Linked DNA regions of Homo sapiens: region 2 is linked to region 1. Evidence: chromatin contacts called from ENCODE Hi-C data. All regions are on one chromosome and are shown on one strand. The core of a region is the stretch at or near the end of the contact, and the rest is flanking DNA. Distances in the headings are between cores, read along the strand shown. Region 1 overlaps TNPO1-DT (TNPO1 divergent transcript). Region 2 has its middle 68 kb from the start of PTCD2.

Region 1 (3,417 bases), core at 596-3,095:
ACAGTGATCTTATTGTTTGAGTGTTTATACTAAGGCCAGTGTGTTATTGGAAGCATTTGCTTTAGTAAACAGACATTTGTGAAGTTGGGTCAATACGGATGGGGATTGAGATGGGGATAGGGGGTGCGTTCTGATTAATCGAATTTTCTGGTGAACTCAGAGTATTGGAAAATTCATCCTTTTTGTTTTCACCAATATTACATTTTTTTTCCTGCAGTAACTATTTTCCTGCCTTAAGTTATACAACAGAAAGAACATGTTGCATTGGCCTTTGAGTGGGGCCATGGGCTAACAAAGGAGCAGAGTGGAAGCTGGGAGGTTGGATTTTGGTCCCAGTTCTGTCATGGCTTTGTGCAAGTCACTGAACCTTCCTGGGCCTTAGAATCCTCCTTTCAAAAGTGAGGTGTTTTCCTCAGACCATGCTAGAGGGAATGTAAAATGGTGCAGCCTCTGTGGAAACAGTCTGGTAGTTTCTCAAAAGTTAAACAGAATGATCACATAATCCAGCAATTCCACACCCAAGGGAACTAGAAAGATGTTCAAACAAAAGCTTACACATGAACGTTCATGAATTCTATTCATGGTAGCCAAAGAAGTGGAAATGACCCAATGTTCATCAACTGATGAATGAATTTTTAAAAGTGGTATATCCATACAATGGAATAGTATTCATCCATAAAAAGGGAGACATACTAACACATGTTACAACATGGGTGAACCTTGAAAACCTTGAAAATGAAGTGAAAGAAATCAGACACAAAAGGCCACATCTTACAGGATTCCATGTATATGAAATGTCTAGAACAGGCAAATCCATAGCAAAAAATAGATTATCATTTGACAGGGGCTGTGGGGGAGAGAGAAATGGGAAGTGCCTGCTAAATGGGCCCAGGGTTTCTTTTGGGAGTGATAAAACGTTCTGGAGCTGCTAGGTAGTAGTGATGGTTGACAATATTATGAATAGACTAAAAACCACTTAATTGTATTAATACACTTTAAAATGGTTAAATGGTGAATTTTATGTTATATGACTTTTATCTCCATTAAGAAAACGAGAAGTTTAAACTTAAATGTCTCAAAGATTTCTTAAAGCTCTAAGACTCGGTGATTTAATGACACCTTTCTAATACACAGTAAATGATCATTAAACGTGTGATGAATTGAATGGAAAGAAATGTTGCAATATAACTCAGACTATAGACAATACTTTCCTAATTGTAAAGGTAGCTGGATCAGATGACATCTTCAGGGTCCTGATATGGTATAACCTGTAGGAAAGAATCATCTTTAAATTAATGCATTTCACCAAATGTGTGCTGGTAAAGGCTTAACAACCAGTTCTCCAAGAAAAAAATAAAATATGCAATATATATGTATGCACATTTATTATAAATTTTTGCATCACCTCCCTGCAAAAATACTTGCACTCGAATCCTTCTCTCTGGATCTCCTGGGGAATGCAAACTGAAATATCTGTGTAATCTATTTCCTGCATTAAATCTTCTCTACTTTTGTACTTGTATAGTTTCTATTTTCCTGTTTAGACTCCAACTGCTGCCTCTCCACTGTGACACGGATCCCTGCCATAGCCCTACCTTTCTACCTTGCTAGGAAGGAGAAGGAGTCCTGCCAGGCCACTGTTCCTCACAGCAGCCTGAAATATAGGTCTGAATATATATAAACGATATAAATTAAGAACCTATAGGAGGCAGAGAATCCCCATTATCATTATGCATGGCATCATTGAACCACTCCTCAAGGTCTGGAAAGTGTTTGAATCCAGCCTGTTTGATTTCAAATTCTCTCAGATACTGTTCTATGGTGACTCATGCTTGGGCAAGTCTCAATGTTCTAGTCTTTTCCTTCTCAGGATTAAAAGGGCCCATTCTAGCTGTCTGCTACATGGTGCATCTGCAAAATAGGGAGCTGCAAAGGAGCTTTCTAGTGGGTTTGCTCAGTGCTGGATTACTTGGATGGGTGGGCTACTCAGGAGTTTATTGCACCAAACGAAAAAGCGTTGGAGGGGAACTTATGTTTGATATTTCAAAACTAGCATTAACACAGTCATGAGAAAAAAATGCCACAGAATTTTGTTGCATTTCATCACAAGTTTTATGACTTGTGCTTTGTCATAAAACAAACTTATTTTATGGCTTGGGGTTGTGCTTGTTTTACATGACATCTGTGCACAGTGTTGCATGACTATCGGATAGACACACAGCCCTATGTGACTAATGCCCCTGTGGTTGTGTGATGCAGCAGCCCTGGGAGAAGGAGGCATGAGAATAATTTTGATGCTGGTGGCTTCCATACATTTCAATATGCTCTTGGGTCTTTAATATACAGGGGAACTAGAAATCAAGAAGTTATGTGACTGCATGACATCTGGCTCTTAGGAGGTCAAAGGACGTAAATATCCAAAACAACAACAGCCAAAACCCAAGGTGTCTGTTAAGGGAAGCAGGCTTAGTGGGAAGTGCCCAGGAAAATCTCCTTGGAGGGTTTGTTCCTCAGGGAAGAGAGTAAGAGAGGAGAGAGAGCCCTTGGCTCGCATAGCTAATTGCAAGCAGGAGGAAGCGGAAAAAGAACATGATTAGCATGTTTCTCTCCTTCCCTCTATAAAGATGACAGAAGCAGGCAATCTGCTGTTTGTGCAGAAGGGGCATAGGGAAGGAGAGAAGAGAGCATCTGTTCTGAGAAACTGCTGTTTAAAAATGCAAGAAGAACACAAAGCAAAGGAGGAAATCTCCATTGTACAGGCCACTGGCTCTGAAAACCATGAGAACTGGAGAGGTACCTGCCGAGAAAGCCTCAGGTTGCCCTGACTCTGGATCTGGCACCTGGGCTCAGAAGCCCTGTTGGGGGCCTTCTTCTCTGCCCTTCAGAGCTGAGGCTTTCAGTTGTGGTCCCTGGCTGTGACCTCCAACTAAGGAACAGCCTTCCTAAGGACAGACATGCCACCCACGTCTGCAGTCAGCCATCCTCACCCTTACTGACCAGGGCTGTCAATTTTTAAAGTGAGTTAGCAAAGCTTCCTGGCCAGAGAGTGAGTCACAGTCTCTACCCTCACACCTCCTCCTCTGTTCTCTGTCCAAGAATTGATGCTAATTATTTTTGTGGAAAATAAGGAGAGCCAATGTCTCCAATGGATGATGTAACTGGGAATCCCAAAGTTTGAAGGCCTCCATGCTTCTGGAAGAATCAGGGAATGCCTTCGAAGGAGCCAGCAGAATGACCTCTCAGCCAAGCCAAATATCTGATGTCCTGAGGGTTGGTCTTGGCCTCTAGAGCCTCCCTCTCTTGTGGGAAGTATCAGGAGCAAGGTCCCCTATCACATACCTCTAGCTGCCTTTGATAGGCAAATCCACCTACTCAAAGGCCATTCATCAGAAGGGATGTAGTGTGACCCCAGATTCT
Region 2 (3,417 bases), core at 334-2,833, 210 kb after region 1:
TCATACGAAGTATACTGTGGAGAGGTTTTATACTTATGTCAATAAGTGAAGCCATTTCTCTGACGCTTTTTATTAATGGAGTTTCTATGAACTTGTTCCGTTTATAGCTGGCTATGGTGATGCATAAGCTATTAAAGCAGCAAGTCACACTAGCACGCTCACACACACACACGCACACACATCATCTTCATTCACTACATCCTCCCAAGGTAACCTGGGAGGGTTACCTATATCTTCCCAATATACCTTTAATAATACACACCTCCCACACAGACCCAATACTCCAGCCAATTTTAAGACAGTTGTACATAGACAGACCTGTTGCCCACATGGCAGCCTCTGCCAATCACGAAGAACAGGAGTTTGCTTGGCAGGAGAATCAGTCACCATCTCCGAGTTCCTATGCTTATGGCTGGTATGAGTGTTCTCTTCTGCTCAGATGTGAGGATTCAATGAAAAGTGCCTGTCAAATCTATGCATTTATGTGGAAATGAGACATTGTTCTGTAATGTCAGTGTGTGTTTTGAGGACGACATTGCCTGTAAGACACTCAATTCTCATTATTTTAAGAAAGCAGTGATCTAACTAGGAGATATTTTTATGTATGCATCTTTAGATTTACACCACCTTTCTTCCTGAGGCCCACGACCACCAGCCTTATAGAAGCCACCGTCATCTCTCACTGGACTACCGCTTTGTTTCCTAACTGGTCTTCCTGCTTCCATGTGAACCCCATTACAATGTTCTCCACATCAAATATTGAACAGTCACTTAAAAATGCAAATCAGTTCCAGTCCCGACCTGGTTTATGAACCCCTCAGTGGCTTTCCACTGCACTTTAAATAAAATAGAACTTGGCGCTGGGTGTTGTCCTCCCTGTACCCCAGCCAGCCCGGCTGAGCCACGCTTCTGAGACTGCGCCAAGTTCATCCTACGCAGCCTCTGCCTTGCTCTCCTCTGCCTGAGGCATCGCCTCTCCAGGTCCTCCCTAAACTGACTCCTTCTCTTTCTTCAATTCAGTCTCCTCAGCGGGGCCTCCCCTGACCAACTACCAAAGCTAACTTCTCCTTATTCTCCTTACAGCTTCCTATTCACTTTTCTTTTAACACATATTATCTATCTATAATTATGTGTTTATTGTCTACCTCCCCTACTTGACTGAAAATTACATATGGGTGTGGACCATTGCCACTTGTATCCCAAACACCTTGTTCAAGCATCCACTGATACCCCGAGAGGTCTGGGAGCCCAGGTTCCCAACTCCTACCATACCATCGGTGTGTTATCACCTGCAAAATTTTCTTTAACATTCTTGTTAACATCATCAACATAATTTTACTGAACAATTTGCCAATACCCTAAAATTTGTTAACTTTTCCAATAAAAATCTAATAAGAAAAGCTTTTAAGTCAGCAACAAGGAAGCCAGGATGTAGAAAACAGCCAGCTTTGACAGAAGAGTGTGGCTTAGGTGAGCATTTCATCAGTTTGAAGGTGCTATAGCCGATTTTTGTGGTAAGCTGAAGATCAGAGTGCAGTTCCACAGGACAGGATGCAAAAGCATGACTCTGCTGTCTCAACTCAGATGTTTTTACAATGACCTCATCATTTTATTTGAAACAATGAGAATTCCAGGATCATTGGAACATCCGTACTCAAAAATCATAAAGAAAATATGTTAACCTTTTCTTCAACTCTTCATGTCAATGTCTCCTTCCATTCGTATACATAACCAGTATGATTTATTGTAACACATAAATAAACTATTAAAATAACCAGTTTAAATTTTCTTAGTTTTTAACAATAAAATTATTTATACATTAGTGAAGATTTAGTCAAAGTCACAGCTAAAAATTATTGTGATTTTATGGAGACATATTTGAAATATAGAAAATTAGACATGAAGCTATTAAAAGACATATTTTACAATGGCTACATAGTTACACAGCTTTGGGGGAAAAACCAGATATGTTTATCACCAATAAAAAAAACAGAAGGCTAATTAAGACAAGAGCCTATTGTGAATCTCATTTAACTAATCAATTGAATTGACACGTTTATTGAGCTTCTACTATGACCTTAGGAAGTGTAAGACATGGTTCCAGCTCACAAGAAGCTTAAGTTCAGGGGGGAAAAGGGAGCACAGCGGCTATTATATTGTACATTTATTACATTAGTAAGTGTCTTCTTACATTTATGAGGTGCTTACCAGTTCCAAGTTCTCTGCTAAGACTTTTTGCATGCACTATTTCATTTTATTCTCACAACAGCATCATGGACTTTAACTACATAGCAATTTAACTTTTAAGACAACTAAGGCTCAGAGCAATTCATTGGCTGTCTACTGACATACAGCTAGTGAGTGGCTGAGTTAGAATTCCACCCAGATCTGCCTGATTCAAAGGTTCAGAGCTCTTTCTACCATCAAAAATGTGCTGTGGTGAGGCTTTCCCCAGGTAGGAATGCAAAAATAAGACCAGATAATAAAATGAAAATGTGAACTTCATGAGGGCTAGACCATGTTCATTTTGTTTCTCATTTTATTTCCCAAACCCAGGACAGTACCTGCACTGATTAGTATTTTTTGAATGAATGGCATCTGACAATTAAGCTTTGAAAGCAACAGATTTTAACTCAGAGCAGAGAGGCACTGAGGGGAGCTGAAAAAGACAACTCCCAGTTATATAAAATCTGGGAGAGCTGACTGAACATATTGTCATATTAGAATAAAGATTTAAAGCAGTCTTCAGAGAGGCTGGTTAGCCTTGAAAACATAGAAAAGGAGAGTGAAACTATAGAGGTGAAAGCTGATCTTTTTACATCCAGTTTATTTTTCCCAAATTTACCAAGGAGAGAAGCTACTGCGTCTTCCTGGGGGCTGAAAGAGAAGAATTGAGTGAAAGGGGAAGAGGAAGAAAGGCCAGGCCATTATAGCAACTGATCTTCACCCACAAAGAGGGAAGCAGCAGGCAGGAAAGAAGCACCCCCATGTAAACTAGGCAATAAAGCCCCATGAGTGTGACAGGACTATCTGAGAGTTGGGACACCCAGGAGATCAACCAAGGAGAACTCAAGGCAATGGGTTGGAATGTTATAGGACTTTAGTTGGAGAGATGCATGAACAGAATAGCACAGACTAGAACATAGAAAAATGAAACCGTGTGTGTGTGTGTGTGTGTGTGTGTGAGAGAGAGAGAGAGAGAGAGAGACAGGGAGAGACACAGAGAGAGAGAGAGAGATCTGTTAGGGTGACCTAAGCATTGACACTGTGGAGCCAATTTCCCTTGGTTTGTACTTCTAATAAATTGTCTCACCCTACCCCCACCACTGCCCACCCCCTCACCAGTAATTGTATATTTTTCATCATACATGAAAAGAATCAGCATTCTGGTTTGTATATATCAGTCTCTGTGGCCTT

What was found. Hi-C counts contacts between places; a loop is a spot of excess contacts on that map. Pooled maps may share reads with other maps.
Region 2: a loop to region 1 is called in a map of endothelial cell of umbilical vein, with 3 times the contacts of the local background. The contact joins two enhancer-like sites. A Hi-C loop is called at or near these places in 3 of 168 maps with a recorded cell type or tissue (CD14-positive monocyte, endothelial cell of umbilical vein and tibial artery) and 4 of 50 pooled maps.

What each region holds. Positions count from the first base shown.
Region 1 is chr5:72,599,304-72,602,720 of GRCh38, reverse strand. All of the region lies in intron 7 of TNPO1-DT (TNPO1 divergent transcript), which reads left to right. Among named protein-coding and RNA genes, the nearest start is that of ZNF366, 94 kb to the right of the region's middle. Within about 2 kb of position 1,845, at least 9 of the 41 ENCODE cell types and tissues checked have a DNase peak (open chromatin) inside an H3K27ac peak, as active enhancers do; they include endothelial cell of umbilical vein, where a contact is called at or near this core.
Region 2 is chr5:72,386,362-72,389,778 of GRCh38, reverse strand. No RefSeq gene overlaps it. Among named protein-coding and RNA genes, the nearest start is that of PTCD2, 68 kb to the right of the region's middle. Within about 2 kb of position 1,583, at least 6 of the 41 ENCODE cell types and tissues checked have a DNase peak (open chromatin) inside an H3K27ac peak, as active enhancers do; they include endothelial cell of umbilical vein, where a contact is called at or near this core.